Linked DNA regions of Homo sapiens: regions 1 and 2 are each linked to region 3. The links are chromatin loops, found by intact Hi-C in ENCODE. Cell type or tissue: PC-9. All regions are shown on one strand. Links, peaks and the distances in the headings refer to the core of each region. The heading gives the core; the rest is flanking DNA.

Region 1 (8,302 bases), core at 99-8,098, 220 kb before region 3:
CTTTTTGCTTACTCCCAAATAAATTCATTATCTTAAGAGATATTTTTCTCTGATGTCTTTTTTTAGGTTGACAGGAGTGAAATGTAATGATGTCTGCTGCTGAAACATTTTAATCCTTTGGCAATACATTGATTTTCCAATTTACACTGTAGTTGGAAATGCCAAATGCAGTGTAAGTCATTCATTTAGGAATGACTTCTAAGGTCTTCTGAGGAGACCTGTCCTTGTTTTTTTGTTTTTTAAGATGGAGTTTCGCTCTTGTTGCCCAGGCTAGAGTGCAATGGCTCACTGCAACCTCCGCCTCCCAGGTTCAAGTGATTCTCCTGCCTCAGCTTCCTGAGTAGCTGGGATTACAGGCATGTGCCACCATGCCTGGCTAATTTTTGTTTTTAGTAGAGATGGGGTTTCTTCATGTTGGTCAGGCTGGTCTTAAACTCCCGACCTCAGGTGATCTGCCCGCCTCGGCCTCCCAAAGTGCTGGGATTACAGGTGTGAACCACCGCACCTGGCCACCTGTCCTTAAATAAAGAGGCAAAGCGTCAGATATGGAGGGCGGTAAATATAGCAGAATATGAACACTTGTTGAATATATGTGGGCATATACCAATATTTATTTTAATATTCTTTAACTTTTCCTGTTAGAAAATTTTCACAATAAAAAGTTCAGGGAAGTCTTAATTTTGTCCTCATTCTTCTTTTTCTTTTCCTTTACCTTTCGCTCATTCTTGAATAATAATTGAGTTGGTTATAAAATTCTTGGTTGGCCATTACTTGTCCTCAGCATTTTAAAAACTTTCGATCACTGTTTTTTGACTTCCACGATTGTAGTTGGAGAGTCTGTTGTGAATCTCTGTGTTATTCTTTTGTAGGTCATCTGGGTTTTCTCTCCGACTGCTTTAAGATGGTTTTGCCTTTGGTGAAGACTCTTGTTGTTGTTGTTGTTGTTATGTGTCTTTTTTGTGTTTGGATTCATTTTGTCTGGTGCATCTAAGAATTCTTTGCCAATTCTGGTAATTGTCTGGTCAGTCTAAGAATTTATTTATCAGTTTGGGAAAATTTCCAGCCATTATCACTTTAAACATTACCTTCTGCTCAATTTCTATCTATAATTTGTTTTTCAGGAACTATTACTGAAGTTATATTGGACCTTCTCTTTCTAATGTCTCTCCTTTTCTCAATATCTAATTCATATCTTCTATTGCTTTCTTTCTCCATTTAGCATTCTGGGTAATTTCTTCCAAACTATTTTTTAATTCAATTTCCCCTTTATTTCTAGATAATTGGTTTGGTTTTTTAAAAATGTATGTTGTCTCTTTGGCGAAGTGTCATAAAGAAAAGGATTTTACCTTTGCACCTTTTCTTATCCACCCTCTCTTCCTTCGTGGAATGGAGATGTGAGGCTTGGGGGTACACCAGCCACCTTGTAATCATAAAGCACACTAAGAGTAGCAGAACAAAAGACAGATATATCCTTGAACAGTGACAACATTGTAGAACTTTATGCTAACCCTAGATACCCTATCTTTCTATTCTTTGCTGTCTGAGAAAACTAAACCCCTATTTTTTTTTGCATTTCTGTTACAAATATGAAATTAAATTCCTACAAATGAAACATCCTGAAAATATTCAAGTTATACTTGCATATAATGACCCTGTATGTGAGTATAATCAAAATATTACCAGTGCTTATTTCTGCATGGTAGAATTGCAGATGATCTTTATTTCTTCTTCATGTTTTTTCTATATTATCAAAAATTATATAGACTTAATTGGTAAAATCATCCATGTTAGTGGTAATAAAAATAACAATGGCTTATTTATTGAGCCCTTTATACTGTGTTAGGTACTGGGATAGAGGCTTCAATGTATTATCTCGTTATTATCACAGCACCCCATTTAATTTCACATGCATGAGTGAGGATGAAAATTGCATACCTACTTTAACTGGACTAAAAGTATTATAAGGTTAGCAAATATATTAGAAATTATTCCATTACATAGATACTTAAGTTTATTGTAAATTGTAGTTGTTATTATTACAATCAAATTACCCAAAAGTTTGAGGAGTTTTAATTTCATTAAATTTGTTTTTTTTTTTTTTTTTACGAAATACCTGAAGGTACTCTCTGGGCTGGTTTTTGCTTAAATGGTGATTTAGGATCCCATGAAGCATCCACTTTTCCTCCGAATGCTATTGATTGAACGATATGAGCCTTTTTATGGTTAAAAATGGTAATCATTGATCTTCTTTCTTTTTCTGTAACTTCTGATAAATGCAAAAAGTAATGTTATTGCATAACATTATAAATAGGCGGAGTGATTCAAAATAGAACTGAACACTTTCAAGAATGTATTTATCTAAACTATGATATATGAGAACATCCTGTCAAAACTGTTTTGTAAAGGGGCTATCACGCTTATTTCCATAATCTTACAAGCACTCAATATACACCCCACATGTCACAAGACAGAGCTTAATCCTTCAATCTAATGCATCCCAAACACCCTTTAACACATCACCAAGGATGATTAAAATTTTAGCATGAAACATCCTTTCATTTCCTCAAGGCTATTAGAAAGGAGAGGTATAACCATAAGTTTCCGATGTATCCTATAGAAAGTGGTTACTCAGTAATAAACTATTAAGAATGTTCAAACCTGCAGAGACAGAAAGGTAAGTAGATAGATAATATAGCATTTGGGGGCAAAATAGGCCTCAAAAAATGTTAAGTGTAATATGCTGAGGTTGATTGTGTGTGTGTGTGCATGTGGCTTATAGAAATCTGACATGCTATCTTGAAGATGTATTCATAAAGAAGTCATCATTCATTGTATGTTTCAATATATATATATTTACAGAATTTTTAAATCACGACTTTTAGAACTTAAACTGGCCTTATGAGATTTATTCCAATTCCCTCACTTTTGAGATAAGAAACTAAGGTGCCAGGAAGTAAACGATTTGGCATCCAACCTGTTAATGTCAAAACCAGGACCAGAAGGAATACTTTCCTCAGCTCAGTTAGAGGGCCTTTCTAATAAAGTAGTAAAGAGACATGAATTTCTAAATTAGGGCAAATTTTAGAGAGCAAGTCTTTCAAAAATAAATAATTGAAAAACTTCCATTAAAAAGACAATTATTCAAAGATATATTTTTTACAAAGACATATTTTCAAAGGTAGTCTTCGTTTTTAAACCGCTGAGCTATAAGACTACTTCTCAAATATTTCTTTGCAAGAAGGAAGGGTCCTTACGATTTCGGTCAAGCAGCTCCACTCCTGGAAGGTGGTAGATGATATATAAACGATACAGGTTATATTGGCACAAAGGATTTTGGTATAGACCTGCAAATGAAGAATCCAAAATAAAAATGTCAGATTTCAAAATCAGTTTCACTTATCACTTATAAAATACAAAAAATTAAGAGATTCGTATAAAACATAAGAACTTGTAAAGCTCTTCTCCATATCAAGCAATAGACCCATTAAACCTTTACTTAGAGCACCAGTTAATTTTTCTATCTGTTAAATTCATTCATTCAACAAATATTTACCAAGTGCTTACTATCCACTAGGAACTGTGCTAAGGGCTATGATCAAATCATTGACCCAAGTCTGCAACAAATGAGGGAAATTTTTAACATGTCCATAAATAAGTTAGTAAATGAAGAACTAGATATCAGCTCTATTGGAGTCTTGAGGCTACTTTTTATTAAAATATCACTTGGTACTCTTCTTTCAGTCTCCAAGTTCACAAGGGTGCATGTGTGAAGATAGGCAGAGACACAACACCCGGCTCTAATAGAACTTACTTCCTCCACACCATTGCTCATAGTTCAGAATGTGTCAATAGTAGCTTCAGATCTCAGCAGGACCAGAGCTGAGCAGAAGTGGCTCTTGCATCTTGTCTACCTCTGGCCAGGCACGTGCAGTTCTGAGATCCTGGTGTGCAGGTGCTAGGATGTGTGATAAACCGCACTTCCTAATGCAGTGGTTGGAAGAAGGGGGCATGTGGATGCAGAAGCAGCCCTGGCACTTTTGACATCATATCCCTTGGGAATCAGCACATAGTTATGTTTTTAAACATCCTCAACTAGAAGTTGTGAGGGCTTTATTTTTAAAAAAAGATATTTTCCCTATTCATCCTAGATGATAATAAACATATTTTTTCAATACAATGTGAAATAAAACTTTAATGATTTTCAGTTGGGCATTTTTTTTTTTTTTTGACAGAGTCTTGTTCTTGTTGCCAGGCTGGAGCGCAATGGCATGATCTTGCTCACTGCAACCTCTGCCTCCCGGGTTCAAGCAATTGTCCTGATTCAGCCTCCTGAGTAGCTGGGATTACAGGCGCCTGCCACCACGCTTGGCTAATTTTTGTATTTTTAGTAGAGACGGAGTTTCGCCATGTTGGCAAGGCTGGTCTCGAACTGCTGACCTCGTGATCCGCCCACCTTGGCCTCCCAAAATACAGGCATCAGCCACCGCACCTGGCCAGTAATCTTTAGTTATTCGGATTCCACCTACCTACATGCAATTTCTAGGAAATTCTTCTGAAAATACACCTAATAAGGAGAACCACTAGATGGCAGTAGTAGAAAGAGCTCCAGCTACCGCACAACTCCTTCACTCAATAAAATGAAGCTCACTTAATGTACATGTGAAATTTAAGAGTACTGTTGTAGACTATTCATAAAATACAGGTTTGATAAAGGCATGAAAATAGTAAGCATTAGAAACTCGGAAAAAACTGATTAATATTTCTAAAGAGCAGTTTGTAACATAAAGAAGATTGGGGTAGGTGCATGCTTAAAAGATAACAAGCTAGATAAAAACTAAAAAAAAAAAATCAATCATCTGGATGTTTTCTCTGTAGTAATAAAGCATTCTGATATTTGTTGTATAAACACAACTTTTTCTGGCTAATAAAAGCGTTATATATAGCTATTCCCTGTGGAAAACGCGAGCTTTAGAGGGACATAAAGCAGGCAATGGAAGACACCTGGTACATAATAAACAAAAGTTACAGGAGTGAGGAAAGGCATACAGGAAAATGTAGAGCCAGGAGCCACAAAGAAATTTAAAAGAAAGGAAATATGTAAGTAATGGAGAAAATGAGAAGAAAAATAAAACTTTTTTTTTTTCAAGATTTCTTAAATGACAGAAAATGGTCTGAATTTTATTCTTGAAAGAGAAGGATTTTAAAGTGGTAACAAATAATTATAACTGCAGGACAGGGAATAGAACAGATGTATATTAAACCACTAATAAAAGAGCCATTGGGATCATGAATTGTAGTTCGAGCCAGAGAAAGTAAAGAAAAGGACCCTCTTCAAGGATATAAAAGCAAAACACAATTGTTTCTAATGAGAACTCAGAAGGAAGAAAAAGTCACAGATGCTTTAGTACAGAAGTCTGCTTTGTGGTTACTGTCTTGGGGAATCACATCTGACACCTCATAACCCTGTTATACATTATAGCATCTGGAAGTAGAGTCTGCCTTTACATATGACGTTAATGGAAAATATACCAACATCTTTCAATGACGTTTTCTCTAGGTGTACCCTTCGTCTTCTCTTTCCCCTCTGAGGACATTACTATCCATTTCATTTCATTTCTTGGGTTTTTCTGCTAATCCTTGGTTAAGTAACTTCTATATGGAAATTTAAAAACTAGCTTCAGCTGAATAAAACACCAAACTTGGATTTACTACTGTTACATTACTTATTAGCAACATATTGATACTAAAAACTCTATGGACTTGTGGTTGACCATTCATCTCATCCTAAAGTAAAAACTGAATGACACGAAATCAGAAAACTGAACTGTTAGCCCATCCTCTGCTTAAATTAACTTTAAAAATTGAGTTAAATAACTTGACAGGCATTTCATCATTATTATTCACTGTTTCCTATCTCTTAAATTTTAGAAGAAGCAATCATATTTTTAACTCTATTTTTTCCTTCTATACTATTAAACATTTAACATTTTGGATTTATGAGTTTTGGATTGATGCTGCTAAAATCAACATAAATTAAATGTCTAAGATGTGAAATCAGTTTCCTGTTTCTGAATGTTCTGAAAGCCTTCTATGATGTATGGGCACATTCTTTTAGAAACCATGAAGAGAAATTGCTTACACTTTCACTTTCAATAGGTTAATACTATTTAATCCACCTTCCCTCTAGGCTACTTACAGAGTATACCTCAGTGGCGCCAGCACTGTCTTGCTTATCTTAATTTGGGATTCTGAGTCTAAGCAATTTACATTTACCCAATGATATATCAAAATGTCTCTACTACCTTACCGCACAAGCTTGGCTTACAGGAGTCACGTGTATGAAGCTACTTATTATCGAGACAGAAGAGGAAAAAAAAAAGCCATCTAAATAATTGGCTCCAGTTATTTTTTTGTAAACTTTTAAAGCAGAATTTAAAATCATTATTTAAATGAACCCCAATGTTTTTAAGGCTGCCTTCGAAGAAAGTTGATGTAATTAATAAGAGACCAACATCCCAATTTTAATATATGGGAAAAAGAAAATGACATGGAGAAGTTAAAAGCCTATAGAGAACGGCCTGTGGAAGGAAGTTCAGCTGTCAATAATCAGATAGGAGGATTGTGAGGCTCCGGGTCAAGGTTACTTAGTAAGGTCAGCATCTCCATTGTTAATCACCATCTTGTTTTAACTAAAAATCTGGTGGCCACCACACACCATGTGCTTTTTACTGAATATGGAAATCACCCCTGATTGTAAAAGGCAAACTACGATAAAGCAGAGGATCGAGAGAGGAGGGATCAGAATATCCTCTTTTTCAGGACAAACAGTGGTGAAAAACACTGTTGGTTCTTTTCCTTTGGTGAATTGTTTTGTCTTTTGGGAGGGGTGGTCCCACCTGGAAGGGCATTATAGGAAAAGAGGCTCAAAGGAAGGGACCCTGGAGATCCTAGTCCCTCCCCGTATCCCAGAATCCCTCTGCTCCCCTGGCTTTTTGCCATGGGCAGTGGATTGGGGCCACTGCTGAAGACAACGGCAGGAAGTGTTTAAAGGCAATACCTGTGGAAACATGGAGACCCTCTCTCGAAAGGAGGAACTCCCTGTTCCCAAGGCTGATTCCTGGAAGCTCCGGTAGGAAGCAGGTCTTAACAATTATGGCATGCAGGAGTCTTAAGCATACTTTCCAACAGTGGAGTTTAATAAAACAGAAAATTAGAAAGAAACGAGAAAACTGAAGGTTTAGAACAGGAGAGTGGATTAAGCATTTTGTTGCTGCGGCTTTTGGTGGCGGTGGTTTTTTTCCCTTAGTACTGGAAAGGGGGCAGGAGTTAATAAAAGCCATCAGCCACAAAGTGGGTCTTTGACACATGTGGATTCTGATTTAGAAAGAGTTTGGAGGAGGGAAGGGAAGAGGAAAACTGAGCTAGAAAGAGAGGGTGTGGAAAGGTAGACTGCCTAGAGAGAAGAGGTGGGGCCCCCTGACTCTGCCTGAAGACAGGAATTCCAGTTCCCAGGACCTCACACTCTGCAGCTGGTTTAGGCCTCCCTGAAGCTCTCAGCCATGCGTCTCCTAGGCAGTCCTTGGCAATTCTCCTCATAAATGCCAATGGAAGGTGCGATGCTGAGAATGGATTAGCGTTTTGCCCTTCAGGCTATTTTCTCACCCTCTGAAGAACTTGTAATTTAAGTGGAATAATAACACTTTATAATTTTATATGGATTTACAACTTAAAAAGACAAAAATGACTACATTTGAAAATACATAGAGTTCTCATTTTAGTTTATCAGCTAAAGCTAATCTGTGATTGCAAATGAGGCTCATAGAAACTTAATCTGAGGACATGACTGCACAAATAACGTTAGTTGTCTAATAAATACAAACTATTTTTCATACAATATCTTTAACCAAAATGGAACATGAGTTCAAAATGTGAATTTTTAGAAAATGCTTTTTGTTTTTTGTAATTGGACATAGCATTTTCTCCATTTCAAACAAATGACCCCACAACAAGATTCTCAACTGGAAAGTTATAGTTATGTAACTTGAAATACGTCACTGTGATTTTAAGTAGTGGTCGTAAACTATTGTGACTGGTAATGATATGGACATTGTACTACCAGGCTGGTATTTAAAAACTAGAAAATTCCCACTCCTCATGCCTGGCACAATTCTACACTCACATACACCCTTGACAAGCAGGGCATGGGCTGGATTTCAGGATCCATTCAGTCCTGGGCTGGGCACCTTTGTTTAGGGTATAACCTTATTTATTACTATGGGCATAACTCTGTTTATTACTGTGG
Region 2 (8,302 bases), core at 99-8,098, 74 kb after region 3:
CTGGATACATGAGTTGTTAAAATTAACAAATTAACCAGTGTCTTCTACCTCCTCCTTTCTAAAGAATCTAATTTGAATTAGTATGCTTTAATTTAAAGTTTATAGCTGAAAGATGACAGTGAACTTTCTTACTGTATATATTCTTACATTCATGTCATTACCTACTATCTCCCTTAAACAATTGTTTATTCTTAGTCATATAAGTAAATATATATGTGATAGCCACTACAATCCTTATGTTGATACCTTAAAAATCATTTTGGTTTTCTGGAACTAATCCTCCAATAGATGCTCTAGTGAGGGCTCATGGGCACAGTATTCCCAAGTTCTTCGATGTGAATAAAATTATTCTTTTGCTCAAAATCTTCAAGGTGGTTTTGGCTAGATTAAAAGCAATCTTAATTCAGTAATTTTTTGTTGAGTATCTTCAATATGCCAGTCTATTTTCTTTTGTCATAAAGTGTTTTGGTCAAGTGTGATGAAAATCTGACTTTCTTTGTCTTATAAGTGATTTAGTCTATTTGCCTGGATGCTCAAATAATTCTTTTCCTTTAAAGTCCATTTGTTTTACTACAGTTTTCTTAATTATAGTCATTTTGGCTGATATTGCTAGGTACATAGTGGATGCTTCTGTGTAGTTTCGAATCTTTTTATTTGACATTATTTCTTTAGTTTTTTTCTGTTTGGTTACTTCAGTTTTCTTCAGAGATTCCTGTTGGATGAAGCTTACATGTTCTTTGGCCATCCACAGCTATTACATTCTCCTGAGTTTTTCTAATCTCTTAATTTCTTTTTAATTTTCTTACTTCCCGTCTTTTATTTCTGTTCAGTCATTACCTTTTGTGTTTTTTCTAATTTAGTCTTCATTTCTGAAATATTTTTTAAATTTTCTCGCCTTGTTTCTAAGTTATTCCAAGTCTGACTTTTATAGTTCTGTCATTTTCTTAATTTCTTTTAGCTTATTAAATATTGGGTTACAGTCTTCATTTATTTTATGACTGGGTCTTTCTGATGTGCATGGGTTTCTGTAGGTACATTATTTTGCTGTTTAGTCTTTTTTTTTCTTTCTTTCTGTCATTCATATATATATATTTTTTGTTTGTTTTTGTTTTTGTTTTTTTCCGAGACAGGGTCTTGGTACTATCATGGCTCATTGCAGCCTTGGCCTTGGCCTGCTGGGCTCAAGCGATCCTCCCATCTCATCTTCCTGAGTAGCTGGGACCACAGGCACACACTGCAATGCCCAGCTAATTTTTTTTTTCCTTTTTGTAGAGACAGGAGTCTCCACATGTTGCCCAGGCTGGTCTCAAACTCCTGGCCTCAAGTGATCCTCTCACGTTGGCCTCCCAAAGGGCGGAAATACAGGCATGACCATTGCACCTAGCCCTATTGTTCCTTTTTAAGTAGAAGAGTTTTATCTAGTTTTAGGAGGAAGGGATGAGTCAAAATAACACCTCCGTGGCCGTCCTTTGCCTGTACTTTCTCTTTCCTTTATTCCTAGTGCACCTCCCTTGGTCCATCTAGACTTCTCAGGCTGGTGCTTTAACATACTACGGTGCTTCTGTTTATTGGTTTTGAATGTGCTTTGGACCCAGACCCCCAGTTATCCCTAGCAGAGAACGTTCATGTGGCTTCCTTGTTTTCAACTTTGAATTAAAGCCTACAAAGGCTTCTCCTAGTTTCTGTTGCTATTCCCAGAATGGAATGGCCTGCTAAGGTATCCAGAAAGTATCTGATGATGATTTTGTTGTTTTCTGTCTTTCTTGGTTTACTCCCATTTTTTTCTACAGTTTCTTAAACTGTGTGTGTCTTTATATGTGCTGCCAATTTATCCCTACCCACTAATATTATTTTTTTTTAGACACTGTCTCACTCAGTTGCCCAGGCTGGAGTGCAGTGGCATGGTCTCAGCTCACCACAACCTACGCCTCCCAGGTTCAAATGATTCTCGTGCCTCAGCCTCCCAAATATTGGTTTTATAGTAGATAATGTCTATAGGTTTTTGGCTTTGATATCCTCCTTGCTTTTTCTGTTTTTATGAAGGGTCTGCAGAGATTCAAAGACTAAAATCATATTTCTAGGTTTCCAGAATCTTTCTCCCCTTTATTGTTCGTGTGCTCTCCTGGCCATTTATAATTTTTAAAGATCACTTAAATTTCTCTTTTAATTTCAAGTATCTAATTCGTCTATAAATATAGACAGACATAGCAAATTTGGAATTTTTAAAAAATTAGGTTTGGCTTGAAGTTAGGGATTTCCTTCATATAATAAAACTAAGAAGTATTCATATATTCAAAAGTAAGAAAATCACCATTCCTCAAAAATTTCTTAATTTAATATCTTCCTTTTTGGAGATAAATTAGACTTTTTATTTTTTTTTAATGAGGAGCTAATGTAGAACTTCTAAAACTGAACTTTGGGTGTCCTGTTATTTTACTCAGAGAATCTTGGTTCACCTTGAAAGGAGATATCGTTCCTGCTAAGCCTTCCCTGACTTCTAAATTTGGTTAAAAAGAATTAAAAGTTTAAAAACCTGTTATGCCACACAAACTTAAGAGAATGCTTTCTCTTAGAAACAGCCACAACAGGCCGGGTGTGGTGGCTCACGTCCGTAATCCCAGCAATTTGGGATCCGAGGTGGGCGGATCACGAAGTCAGGAGATCGAGACCATCCTGGCTAACACGGTGAAACCTGTCTCTACTAAAAATACAAAAAATTAGCTGGGCGTGGTGGTGGGCATCTGTAGTCCCAGCTACTCGGGAGGCTGAGGCAGGAGAATGTCGTGAACCCGGGAGGCAGAGGTTGCAGTGAGCCGAGATCGCGCCGCTGCACTCCAGCCTGGGCGACAGAGCGAGACTCCGTCTCAAAAACAAAACAAAACAAAAACAAAAACAAAAACAGCCACAACACTGATTATGGAGTGTCAGGAGTAGTACTGAAATGGGCAGTTCCCCTGGCCCCTTCGCAGGACTGGCTAAGGGGTTGGCTCATTTAATCAGCCCACAGCTCTCCACCTCTCATGGGACAGGGAGCATGCAGGTGAGCAGGTACAGAGGCCAGGACAAGTCCTTCTGGGCGCGATGGCAGGAATAGAACTTCATGCAGCTCCATGGCTACATCTAGCAGGGTATCCATGACCCCTGAAGCCCCAGAGGACGTGTGTTACATTGTGCTCTTTTACCTTTGCTGTCTACAAACAGCTTAAGTGTTTAACAGCTCAGTGGAGGGTAGGATGACAACCTTTTGCACCAGCCCTCTTGGTACCAGAGTTCTTGTTCGGTGTCCGGGAGGAATCAGGCTGCATCAGTTAATTGAAGGGTGGTGAATGTGGAGGATTTACTGACGAGTGGAAGTGGCTTTCAGTGGGATGCGGTGCTGGAAAGGGGATGGAGTGGAAAGGTGGTCTTCCCCTGGAGTTTGGCTATCCCCTGCTGACCTCTTCTCTGTGGTCCTACCGTCAAGCCGTCCTTCTGAAGTCCCACCTTCAAGCTGTCCCTCTGAAGTCAAACTGCTTCTCTTTGACAGCTGCTGCTTCTCTTCTGGCCCCTGCTGTTCCACTCTGCTGCCCCTCTGCCATCACTCTGCTAGTGGAGCTTGGGGTTTTTTATGGGTACAAGATGGGAGGCAGGGAGAGCCAAAAAGCAGCATTTGAGTGGGAAAACAGGAATGCATGTTCTCACTTTGGGCCACAGTACCCAGGCCTAAGGGTGTGGCCCTCACCAGGGACTGTCCTCTTCTACCCGGGATTTCCGTGTCTCCTGTTTGTATCAGTACTATGCAGTTCTTTTCTCTTTAAAATAACCCTTTGATGGGGGGAGGGGGGAGGGATAGCATTAGGAGATATACCTAATGCTAAATGACGAGTTAATGGGTGCAGCACCCCAGCATGGCACATGTATACATATGTAACTAACCTGCACATTGTGCACATGTACCCTAAAACTTAAAGTATAATAATAATAAAATAAAAAAAAAAGCGACAAAGGATATGAATAGACATTCTTTCAAACAAGATATATAAATGGAAAAAAAATAACCCTATGATTTCCCCCTTTATTTTACAAATGGAAATAGGGAAACTTGCAGTTTGATTTGCCTGAGGTCATGTCAATAGTGAATATAGATGCTAGTTGATTCAAAATGGTCTCTACTAATTAATATTCTTCTAAGGAAAGGTGAGATAAAAGACTGAGATTTTTAAGTTTGACAAAGGGCTAATACCTAATGTCTGAAAGACATCCCCTTAGGAAAGGATTTATGTAGTTTTATATACTTTTTCCCTTCCCTTATAAAGGTAAATTTATCTCATGACATTTTTCAGCTTATAACTTACAAATACAAAATGCAACGTATTCTAACATTTTCACCTCTCAAAGCTTTCATCCTACTTTGAAAGGAATGTGTAAAAAGGATGAAGTCACCACTATTGAAATCCTGGCATCTGTAGGGCAGATCAGTGTGGGTGTGGAGCTGCTCAACACATAATGGGAGGATTGTTTTGTTAACATGAAAAGAAAAAATGTTTTCCTTTGAAATTAAGGGAAAAGATTGGGTATGTTTATTGTAATTATCTGTACTAGAATTTTGCAACATACCTTACAGGTGAACCAAACATCTAACTTTAATGATACCCACCAAATACCTGGAAGAGGTTGTTAAAAAGTTAAGTAAAGAGCTAACTTGGGGAGAGGCACCTCTCCTACTCCCCCCATTCACAGGCACTTTTTACTGATTCTTAAAGGACAAGGCTTTGCTATCAGTCTTGCTATTTTCCTCCTCCGTTTTTCTCAGCAATTTGAAGTATTTCACAGACCTTACCAGCTTTGAAGATAGAGCTCTCCAGAGATAGATCAGGGTGGTAGACAGTTTTAAAGGGACCTCTCTCACTTCTTCCCAGTTTTCAGTAAATATCCAAAAATAGTTTATACTATATACTGAACTGAAGGTAGTAAGGAATTTATAAGTGGGAAGATATGATTAGTCTTTTATTCCTAAATTCTCTAGTTTATTTACCAAATAATAAATGCCTGTCATGATATAGTCACTAGATACAGGGAGTTGAACTGAGCAAGTATGATTTCCTATTTCCAAGGAGCATATTGTCCAGTTGGGGATAAAAAGTAAATGAATGCAAATTAAAATGTCAAATTGTGATGAATATTCTAAGGAAAACATAACTGTGCTTATATAAGAGAGCCAGAGAAAGTGACTTAGATTGGGAGTGGAAGGCAGTAAGTGAAATCTCTTGGCAGATGTGGTATTTAACTTAAGTCTTTAAGGGCAATAAATAATTATCTATTTAAAGAACAAACCAGAAGTAACAGTATGTGAAAGGCACATAAAGAGCTTCATTGGGGCACAGAAAGAAAGCATCTGTGGTTGGAGATGCAAATGGAGTGGAAGTGGGAGTAGCAAGAGACAAGGAAAGAGCCTTGTAGGCTTTTTATGTTGAGTTTACCACTTCTACTGTTACCGTTGCTACTATTATCATTTATATATTGTTTTAAGGGGAAAATGAAGTGAGAGAAGACTTTATTTGAAAATGACATGATCCAGTTTACCTTTACAAGAAGATTATGGTGGCTGCTCCTCTTAAAAGTACAGTTCTACAGAGGAAACCTCTGCAGTACTTGTTTTCATACATCACATTACCTCTAAATGCATATAAGCGTGTTCAACCCAATATTCATTCCTGTAATAAAAGAATGGAACTCCTAAAGAATGCTGATCTATACTCTGAACAAACAGGGACTGTAGGGGCTTTTCATGTATTTTGGTTATCCACTCCTTCCTGTTTCCTGGAGGACGTAATTTAATTATTGTTTTGAGTAATCACAAATGACAAGCAGGGTGTAACTGAAAATCACGTGTAAAGCATGCTCTGATTTTGTTGAGGCTGTTCTATGGTACTTAGTTTCTTTTTTTTTTCCCTTATGCCCTCAAGGTTGTGTCCAGTGTATGGATCCATGCCTTTTGTTATAGACCTCAGTAAATTCACCGTATGACATATTAGTCAAACAACACATCAAAACTAGCACATGCAATAAAGAAAAGCGGAGAGAACATAAACAGAGCAAATTAAGCCACAGCAGCATCCTAAGACCTATCCAAAACAGTTATTTTATGCTTATTTTGATACATATTATATTTTAGCGTGAATATACAGGATTTTCATTTGTTTGCACCTGAATACTGTATAGTTAATAACAATGAAATAACACTGGAAAGCTACTTTTTTCTCTTGCGCCTCTAACTGTGAACAGCACCACATTTATGTGTTACATGCATGTGTATACAAGAATATAGAAACTAGCCAAAAACCATCTCATTAAATCCATTTGATTTATTTGGTATGTTAGCCAGATTTCCTGAGCAATTCTCCAGAGGTGGAAAGAAACTCCAAAATGATAGACCACCTAGTTGAAGAAGATGGTATGAATTATATTGATGTTGTATTAAATAAAATTAACAATTTATATTAATAACTGATTGTCATGGTTTTAAAATATTAATTGAGGGAGCTAGGATAATTTGCTTTAAATGCTATTTTCTCTATTTTTTTCTTTGTGTATTTCACATATCTTCATCTTTTTAATTATTTATATTCTTGAAATACAGGAACCTGTTGAAATATTACTCTTCCTAAAGGAACCAGATGGTTAATCTGTAAAAATGGTCTTTTGCATCTTGTCCGCTTAGAAATGAGGTCATTGCTTACAAGTTCTGGACAACCATTATACTAAGCTTACAAAATAAAAACAGAAACCAGCCACCACCAATTTTTGGGCATGTATTCATAAAGTCAAGTCTTAGCCTTTAACTCAGGAAATTTTTTGATTTTACACATAAAGTAAATATGTTTAGAAGGAAAATCCGTACAAAAAGTTGACAAAGTTGTTTTTGTATGTAGATTATAGTTAACCTTCAACAATTGATTTTGAAGAATGTTGTATACTAAATTGCTTATGCTATTTAAATTGAGATGTAGCTTCAGAACTCAGTCATTTCACTTCATGTCATTAATTTTTTTTCTCCAGTTATAGGATACATGATGTTTGCAAAGCATCATTTTGTGCTTATGTTATCCCTAATAATTGAGTTTGGAAATGTATTTTATGTCAAGTATTTGTGTGTAGTATAATTTTACTTTACAATGCCACAGAGTAGGTTATTCTGTTGTTCTAGTAGCTTTAGCTAAACAATGGTTCCAAGGTTTTGGTGGTTCTGGGAACACTGAATCAAATATACCACTTTGAGCTTATAACCACAGTACATTATCGTGTTATCTTGTTACTGGAAAACTTCTTTCCAAGGCCTACAACTTGTGTTAAAAAAAGTTTACCTTTCTCTCTTACGTTGGCACTGTATACCTTAAATGACTATTCAGTATATGAGGGTAAAAAAAAGTCTATACAGCTTGATCCGTCATTGAAGATCTTCTGCAGTCTACACCGACGTTTTTTGTCACAATGTTATTGCTGTTGTGGCTCAACATGTCTTGAAACGATTAGTCTTCTACCTCTTTTGCACTCTATTCTACTGGATTGCATGCCTTCTCTATTTGTCAATTTTATGTTATAAGGCTTAGTTGATTACTCTTTCCATGAACTTGTCCCCAGTCTTTTTTTTTTTAGTTATTGGATCTCCTAAATTACTCATCAATTGTTGTGTCATTCTACATATCCTGCTTATTATTTATCCATTTGCGCATGTCTTTCACCGTCTCTTATCACTGATCCCTCACACAGTGCTGTGGAGATGGAAGGAGTCAGATAAATAGTTGTGGTTAAAGATGAGAGCATGATGAACCAGCAAGCTTCTGGAGTACCTCTCTACCGGGCCAACAGCCAAATATGTTGCTGGAGATAAAGAGGTCGCCTCTGGGCCATCCATCAATCATCGGAACAGTTGAGAAGAGTTTAAAACACAAAACTCAAGAAGTTCGAACTGATTTTCTAACCAGAAGAAAAAACTATGTTCACAAAAGGAGGCAAGAGAAGGTGCTGGTAGCAGATGTTGCAGAGATTAGATGAGCTGGAGTTAGCAACAGTGATGAAATTGGTGGTGAGCAGCCTTCTGTCAGGAAAGAAAGACAGTGTTGCAGAAATGAGCACTGCAGAGGGGACCTTCTAGTGGAGTGAAGAAAATAAGCCATAAGCAATATTTTTAAAATGTATTCTGTAGACTCTACCGTAAGATTCTATATTACATATTTGAATCTATTTTTCTATATTGTCTAGAAATGTACTGTTTAAAAAATATTATATGGTATATACTTAGTTCTGAAACAAGTCACATGAT
Region 3 (8,302 bases), core at 96-8,095:
TCCCTTCACTTTCAGTCTGAGTGTTCTTTAAGATGAAATGAGTCTCTCATAGCATATAGTTGGATCTTTTATCCATTAAGCCACACTCTACGCCTTGTGATTAGATCATTCAGTGCATTTAGCTTCAAAGTAATTATTGATAGGTAAGGACTTACTAGTGCCATTCTGTCAATTGGTTTTTGGTTGTTTTACAGGTCCTTGGTTCCTTTCTCTCTTGCTTGCTTCATTTGTGGTTTGATGGTTTTCTGTAGTAGTATGCTTTGGATCACTTTTTAAAAAATCATTTGTATATCTATGATAGGCTTTTGTTGTTACCTTGAGGCTTACATAAAGCATCTTATAACAGGCTATTTTAAGTTGATAATTTTGATTGCATACCCAAACTACACTTTTAGTTCCCTTTTATGTTTTATGTTTTTGATGTCAAAATTTATATTTTTTAATATTTGTAGTCCTTAAGAAATTATTCCAGCTTTAGGTGCTTTGAATAGTTTTGTTTTTTAACATTTGTACTACAGATATAACTGACTTATTGCCATTACCGTATTAGTGTTTTGGATTTGACAATGTACTTCTACCAGTGAGTTTTATGTAGTCATATGTTTTCATGTTACCAATTATTGTCATCTTCCCTAAGCTGAGGAACTCCCTTTAGCATTTTTTATAAGGTAGGTCTACTGGTGATCAACTTTTTCAGCTTTTGTATGACAATGTCTTTATTACCTCTTCATTTTTGAAAGATAGGCTTCCTGGGTATTCTATTCTTGGTTGACATTTTTTTTTTTAAGTTCTTGAAAATATCGTTTAATTCCCTCCTGTCCTGAAAAGTTTCTGCAGAAAAAAATCCACTGATCATTTTATGGGGGCTCACATGTCTCTAACAACTTGGGTTTCCCTTGCTGCTTTCAAGATTCTGTCTTTAACTTTTGGCCATCTGATTCTGATATTTCTTGATATGGTCTCTTTGGATTCATCTTATTTAGTGTCTCTTGGATTTCCTAGATCTGGATTTCTATCTCCTTTTCCAGCCTTGGGAAGTTTGTTATTATTTTTTTTCAATATGTTTTATGTTTCTTCTGTTTTCTCTTCTGGCATGTGGATAATGCATACGTTCTTCCACTTGATGGTGTCCCATAAATCTCATAAGTAATCCGTACTCTTTCTCATTCTCTTTTCCTTTTGCTCCTTAGGTTGTGTGATTTCTGGTGATCTTTGAGTTCACTTTGAGTTTCTTCTGCTCGATCTAGTCTGCTGCTGATTCCATTGACGTTTTCAGTTATTTTCTTCACCTTTAATTTCTGTTTGACCTGTTTTTGTACTTTATCTTTTATTACTGAAATTATCAGTTTTTGCATTGCTTTTCTCACCTTGGTGAGCATGTTTATGACCATTGTTCTAAATTCCCTGTCAGGTAAATCACATATCTTCACTTCACTCAGGTCATTTCCTAGACATTTATCTTGTTCTGTTATTTGGAACGTATATTTCTGCTTTTTCATTTTCTTTGACACTGTTGTTTTCTGCATATTAGGTAAAACATCTGCCTGTCTTGTCAGACTAATTTCATATAGTGAGAGGATTTCTAATTCATCTGACCAAGGATTTTAAGGTACCTCTCAGTCTCATGTTTATGCAGACTGCTGTCTGTTTTTTGTGGACCTTTAGGAGGTTGGGATGTGCCACATCCTGGCAGTACTCTGATACCTGGAAGGTAGAAGCCAAGACCCTCTAGATGTAGCTGAAAAGGTTTAGGTGTTGGATGGTCTTCTAGTTTCTTCTATTTTCATGATGAAGCTAAGCATGCATATTTATCTCCCATTCTCTGCATCAAATTAGGGAGAGGATATGTTACAAATATTGTACTCACATTCAAGCTGCACCCTCTGATACTAGGGAGATAGCTGCTGGAAGGGGTCCTGTTATATGTCCACCTCTTTGTCCTCTGTGGTCTAGGACTATTCAGGAATACAAAGCCCCATTGACTTCCAGAGGTAGGTTGTTAAGGAGACAGTCCCTTGGGTGGGAGCTAGCTCTAGAAGTGTGGCACTTGGTGCATGGATAAACTCTAAGAAGAGTGGGTAGACCTGAAGTAATCACTGGGGTGAACCAGAGGAAAGGCTTTAGGAAATGTGCAGTGCCCTGGCTCAGGCTGCTGAGAGGCTACTGTTTGTCTTCTTTGTTAGCTCCCAGATGCAAGTGGACTAGAAGCCAGACCACTAATTAACCAATGAAAGAGTGTGCAGCAACCACCTTCCAGAGAAAATGAGAGTTTTTTTCTGCACTGTTCCCAAAGGGCGTAGCCCTTATATTTTCATGTCTAAGACTACCTCTTGGTTTGGTCCTCTTCAGGAGACGCTCATATACCTAGTCCCTTCTGCTTCCAGAGCTAGATTTATAGGATGCATTACCTCAGGGCGGCAGCTGTGAAAAATTAGGCACAGAATGTGTGTGTAAACCTCTTCCAGGGTGAAATAGGGAGCAGCAGTTTTTGAGCCCTTTCTCTACTCTCAGGGGATTAAGCCCCTGGACATGCTTGTTTGCTCGTATAAAATTGCTGCTTTTTTCTGTAGTCTAGAGAGACTTGCTTATGTGTGCTCTCCTCTTGAAGAGTTAAGAAGTTTAGGATGCAATTTCTGAAGTGGAAGCAGTAAAAGTTGAGCATTCAATGGACAGACAAATTCTTTTCAGGATAAATTAATAGACTTGGAGTTAATAGCTGGAGTGAGCTGAGGAAGAAGGCTTGGGAAGTGCTGATCTGCTGCTCAGGTTGCCAGCAAGGTATTATCTAGCTGACCCTTTATCTCCTTGATACAAGCTACTTAGAAGCTGGGTTGTGCCAAGTAGCCACTGGAAGAATGTGTCGTAAATCTCCTTCCAGAGAGAAATGGGGAGCTATTTATAGTCCCTTCTCTGCACTGCTCTCAGAGGATGAGGCCCCTGGAAGTGCTTTTGTGCCTGTAGAAAACCACCATTTTTTTTCCTGTGGTCTGGAGAGTCTTTAATCCTCTTCACTCCCTGCATTGGTGAATTAAGAGCCTAGCCATAAGGAAACTTAGGTTAGGGTGCTATATGTGGTTCAAACCCTCTTTTCCACAGGGAGAAGCTGGGTGCTGGGAATTCTTTCAATTTTATGGTACAGTGCCTATGGAAGAATCTGTGCCTGAGTGTGCCTCAGCTTTTTCTGCCCATCCAGTGTGGATGTTTTCTCAGTTGCCTTATTGGGTAGGAGACTTGACTAATGTCTGACTTTATGTAAGGGAATTCATCTGTGAGTAGATGTCTATTCACTGGGTCTATGGGTGAAGGGGGAATCTGGAGCCTCCTGTTCTGCCATATTGCTAATTCTCCTATCCCTGACTGCTTCTTGACTATATTTTCTGAACGATAAAATAGTGGCATTATTTAAAGTGGCATCAAAACATGGTAGAACTCTATTCAGTTTGCACCTGGGTAAAGTGGATCTTGACTGAGGCAGGAACAACTGATAACACAAGTCCTTGGTTTATTTTTTATTCACTCTGTAAGTGGTAGACTTGAAATAGGACAAAGATATACTTACTGATACTAATGTTTTGATAATGCAATAAGACTTTAGTCACTTAGGAAAAAGGGGAATATCACAGTAATAGAGTCATAGAACTCTGAAACTAGACTGGTTGGGCTTTTTGGTTTTCCTGCTTGTTATATAACTGTCAGGAGTCTATTTAAGGTGTCAATCTTAGTTTCCTTGTCTGATAAATGGGGCTGAAAGTCATATCTACCTTATGAGTTTGGTGGAAAGTTTGGATGAGCTAACCTATGTAAAGCATCTAGTATTATGCCTGATATTGGAAGTATTTATTAGTTATTATGGACAAATATTCTCAAAACTCCATGGCATAAAACAGTAATTCTTAATCACTTGTCTGTGGGTTGACTTGGTGTTTGTTGATCTAGGGTGGAGTTGACTGGGTGGCTTTGCTTATAGCTGCAGATCTGGCTGTGCTTGGCCCTTTACTGAGGGTTATACACAGGACTGTTTCTCCTGGATCCTATGCTGAAAGGGAGGTAGCTACGTTGGTGAGGTTTTTATAGTAGTGGAGGTGCAAGAGATTAATTCAACATATGTGGTTTTTCATGAGGACTAGGCATGGAATGTGCACACTGCCACTTCCATTCACATTCCTTTGGGCCAAGTAAGCCTTGTGACAAAGCCAAACATTAGTACAGTAAGCTGGTATACTTCACATCTATGAGACAAGACAAGGGTGTGAGTACATTATTCTACCACAGAGAAATAAAAAAATTATGACAAATAATTCAGCCTGCTGCAGTAGTCAACAAACACTAGCTATTGCCTCTGCTAATTATCTTAGCTTTTCTTATCATTTTTTTTTCTCTTGCTATGAACTTTCTTGCATGAACAGAATGGGTGCTGAACCTGTAACATTCTTGTGGTTTTAGCACATTACAAGCCTGACTGACCGCATCTTTTTCTCAACTGACACAGCTCTTTTCCTTATCCTCTGGCTTAATTTCAACCCTTTAGATCACAGCTTAAATATAAACTTCTTATGGAGCCTTTGTTGTTATTCCTCTTATTTCTTTTCTAATATTCTTTTACTTCCGTCATAGTACTTATTTCTATTTGTAATTATCTAGTTTGTTTTTACTTGTCTGTTACCTTTATCCTTTTTAAATATGCAGTCCACAAAGGCAGGGACTTTATCTTGTTCACTGTGTCATCCTCAGGGCTGAGCAATGGCACCTGGCACATAATAGCCACTCAGTAATTATTTTGTTCTTATAAGAAGGAAACATTTGGAGAAATTATGAAAACAGTTTTATATTTGAGATAAAATTATCTTTTCCAGTGTGTCTGATTTTGGTGTATCAGTTTATTACAGGCGTTTACTAAATAACACCTTAGAACACTTACGTCTACAACGAGACTTTGAGAAATAATGTTTTTATAAGTGAATTCAGCAATGAGTAAACAAAAGCTTTTATAACTTAATGAGGCAAAGAATTAAAGGAAATCATTTGGACTCTGGAGGATAAAACCTGAACAAATGTTCTAGTTGTAGCAGCAGATTTCTATACTTTTATAGAGTCAATTTCCATGTATAAAAAGATAATTGTACCTCTTCAAAAACTCTAAAGGACTGAGAGTGACATTTTAGCAGAGTTGCCAAACTAACAGCTTGAGGGTCAAGTATAGCCTCCAGTATGTCTGTATATCCTACATATTTTTTAACTGAAAATTTTTAGCATAAAAGTTCATTTTTTCATTAAACAATATAAGATTCAGCAATACTGTGTTCTCTTTCCTGTGTGCTGTGTTGTCACATATATTGCATATTTATACACTGTTTACCTTTTAATATTTATATTATTGCTCTCTATAGTTGTCATATAAATCAGGGCAATAAAAGGGTTCAACCAAAAGTACATTTATATGATCATTTATATTTACTTATTTGTATATGTGCTTACTTTTACTGGTCCTCTTTATGTAGATTCAGGTTACTGTCTCATGTCCTTTCATTTTAGCCTCAAGTATTCCGTTTGGTATTTCTTGTAGCACAGGTTGACTAGCAACAGATTCTCAGCTTTTGCTTACCTGGGAATGTCTTAATTTCTACTTCAAATTTGAAGGATTATTTTGCTGGAATAGAATACTTGGTTGACAGTCTTTTATCTTTTAGCTCTTTGAACATCATCCCCCACTGCCTTCTGACCTCCATGACTTCTGATGAGAAGTAAGCTGTTAATCTTATTGGTGAATGTTGTGCATGATGAGTAGCTCTTACTACTTTCAAGATTCCCTTTTTGATTCCTTTGGCTTTTGATGGTTTGATTTTTATGCATTTATATGCGGACCTGATTGTATTTATCCTGCTTGTAGTTTGAGCTTCTTGGATATGTAGATTAACACTTTTTCATCAAAATTGGGCAGTTTTTAGTTATTACTACCAAAAATTATTTCTGCTCCTTTCTCTGTCCTGTCCTTCTGGGTGGTTCTCCCATTATGATTATTTTGGCATGCTTCATTATTATCCACTGATAATCTGAGATCTTTTTTTTTTGTCCTTCTATTCCTCAGTTTGTATAATCTCAGTTAACATATCTTCAGGTGTGCCAATTCTTTCTTTTGACTGAGCAAGCGTGCTGTTGTGCCCATCTAGTGGACTAGTCATTTGCATTGTACTTTGACTCCAGAACTTATACCTTTTTCTTCTTTTTCAAATAATTTATACCTTTTTATTAACATCTTCTAGTTGATAAGGCAACTTTCTCATACTTTTAAGTCCTTAAGTTGACTGAACATATTAGAAAAATACCATAAATAGGCTCATTCTTTTTTTTTGATAGACAAGGTCTCTGTTGCTCAGGTTGGCATGATCATAATTCACTGTAGCCTTGAACTTCCAGGCTCAAGTGATCCACTCAAGTAGGCAGGACTAGGCACATGCCACCATACATAGCTAATTTTTTTTTTTTTTTTTTTTTGGGTAGAGATAGGTTCTTGCTATGTTGTCCAGGTTGGTCTGTAACTCCTGTCCTCAAGTGATCCCACCTGCCTTGGCCTCCCCAAGCCCTGGGATTACAGATGTGAGCCATCACACCTGGCCCACGTTATTTTAAATAAGTCAAAATTCTAGGTTTCTGCAGGACAGTTTCTCTTGACTGCTTTTCCCTCCTCTATATTGGCAATATGTTTCTGCTGCTTTACATACCTCTTGGGTTTTTGTTAAAAACCGAACATTTTCATTAACACAATATGACAACTTTAAAAATCAGATCTCCTCTCCCTAGGATTTAGTGTTAATTTTTTGTTGTTGCTGTTTAACAGCTTTCCTGAGCTAATTCCATAAAGTCTGTTTTCTTTGTTACATATGATTACTGAAATCTCTTCTAGATTAGCTTGATGGTCAGCCATTGGTTAGACAGATTTCCTTTAATAACCGGAACTAATAACTGTCCCATATTTTGCCTAAGGGCTCTATGCATGTGTAGGGTTACACCCTTAAAGCTCAGAGGTGCTATTGATAACTCTTCTTTAGTCCTCACTTTGTACATGTGCAGAGACACGTGGTCATCCAGAGGTGAGAGCATATGGCTTTCTGAGGTCTTTCCTGGGCATGTGCGCAGCCCAATGCACGTATGTGGCATTTTCTAGTTTTCCAGGAATAGGTTTTCAAAGTCTCCCATGAACATCTCATTCCCCAGATTTTCCTTTTAAGTGTTTTGGTAGCTTCTTGTGCGCCTCAACTGTGATCACCATCTAATGCAACTGTGATGTTAAACAATTACCACTGACTGTTTTTGCAAATGCCTCCAAGAAAATGCTGCAGTGGGAAACTGAGTCAGATCAACTAAAAACATATATTGGGAAATAGATTTTGCAGGGAACTTTGAGACAGGTCGAATATGGCAGTTATCTGGGAACTGGGACTTGGAGCAAATCCAACCTTATTTTGCTTTTTTCATTGGCTACTAGGCTTCCGGTTTTACTGTAATTGTACAATGCCAGTTTTCAAGGCTCCCTTCAGATTCAGAAGAGTTGGGGGGTGGAGAGGAAGTGGTTTTGTTATAAGGTTAATTAAACTGCTACAACTTCAACTATTACCAGGATTCAGTGTTTTATACCTGAATAAACATCCCCTAGATGTTGCATGCTTTAGGTTAATTTCAGATTTATTTAAAAAAAAATGATTTTGATCATTTTTCCAAAGTTCTCACGACTTTTATGAATGAATTTTTGGAACTGCTTACTAAGCCATTTCTGCTGATTCAGTCCCCGTAAAATGTAACTTATTATTTGATTTTCACATATTTGGCTTTGTGCATGTGTCATTTACTTATTTATTTTTTTGAGACAGGATTTCACTTTGTCATTCAGGCTGGATTGCAGTGGCATCATCTTGGCTTACTGCAACTTCTACCTCCCAGGCTCAAGCAGTTGTCACACCTCAGCCCCTTAAGTAGGTGGGACTACAGGCACGTACTACGATATCCAGCTAATTTTGTATTTCTGTATATATATCTCTATATATCTATATATGTATATCTATATATCTATATATCTATATATGTATATCTATATATCTATATAGATATATATATATATATTTTTTTTTTTTTTTTTTTTGTGGAGACAGGGTTCATCCTGTTGCCCAGGCTGCTCTTGAACTCTTGGGCTCAGATCACCTCTTGAGGTGATCTGCCCACCTCAGCCTCCCAAAATGCTGGCATTACTGGTGTGATCCACTGTGCCCGGCCTTGTGCATGTTTTTAATTCTCATTTATTCCTGAGATG

Evidence for each region. Hi-C counts contacts between places; a loop is a spot of excess contacts. Peaks named below come from ENCODE experiments on the same cell type or tissue, not always from the same donor. Only the 100,000 strongest peaks of a DNase experiment are listed, where the experiment ranks them.
Region 1: it touches region 3 in a loop (12-fold over the local background); 3 of 110 quality-filtered maps call a loop at or near these places.
Region 2: a loop joins it to region 3, with 11 times the contacts of the local background. A loop is called at or near these places in 2 of 110 quality-filtered maps.

The regions. Positions count from the first base shown.
Region 1 is chr7:16,561,355-16,569,656 of GRCh38, reverse strand. It overlaps LRRC72 (leucine rich repeat containing 72), which reads right to left. Exons shown (of 9, transcript NM_001195280.2): 6 at 3,255-3,344; 7 at 2,114-2,266. Among named protein-coding and RNA genes, the nearest start is that of LRRC72, 39 kb to the right of the region's middle. In PC-9, for the core only: CTCF peaks have their summits at 4,406 and 4,607 (motif pointing right); a DNase peak (open chromatin) is centred at 4,586.
Region 2 is chr7:16,268,632-16,276,933 of GRCh38, reverse strand. The region is part of intron 6 of CRPPA (CDP-L-ribitol pyrophosphorylase A); the gene reads left to right. CRPPA-AS1 (CRPPA antisense RNA 1) reads right to left here. Exons shown (of 5, transcript NR_038947.1): 5 at 6,330-8,077. Among named protein-coding and RNA genes, the nearest start is that of CRPPA-AS1, 62 kb to the right of the region's middle. In PC-9, for the core only: no CTCF peak of the experiment used is centred there; DNase peaks (open chromatin) are centred at 4,503 and 7,753; H3K4me3 peaks cover 586 bases; H3K27ac peaks cover 1,456 bases.
Region 3 is chr7:16,342,596-16,350,897 of GRCh38, reverse strand. All of the region lies in intron 3 of CRPPA (CDP-L-ribitol pyrophosphorylase A), which reads left to right. Among named protein-coding and RNA genes, the nearest start is that of CRPPA, 75 kb to the left of the region's middle. In PC-9, for the core only: no CTCF peak of the experiment used is centred there; DNase peaks (open chromatin) are centred at 3,257, 3,647 and 4,157; H3K4me3 peaks cover 966 bases; H3K27ac peaks cover 3,088 bases.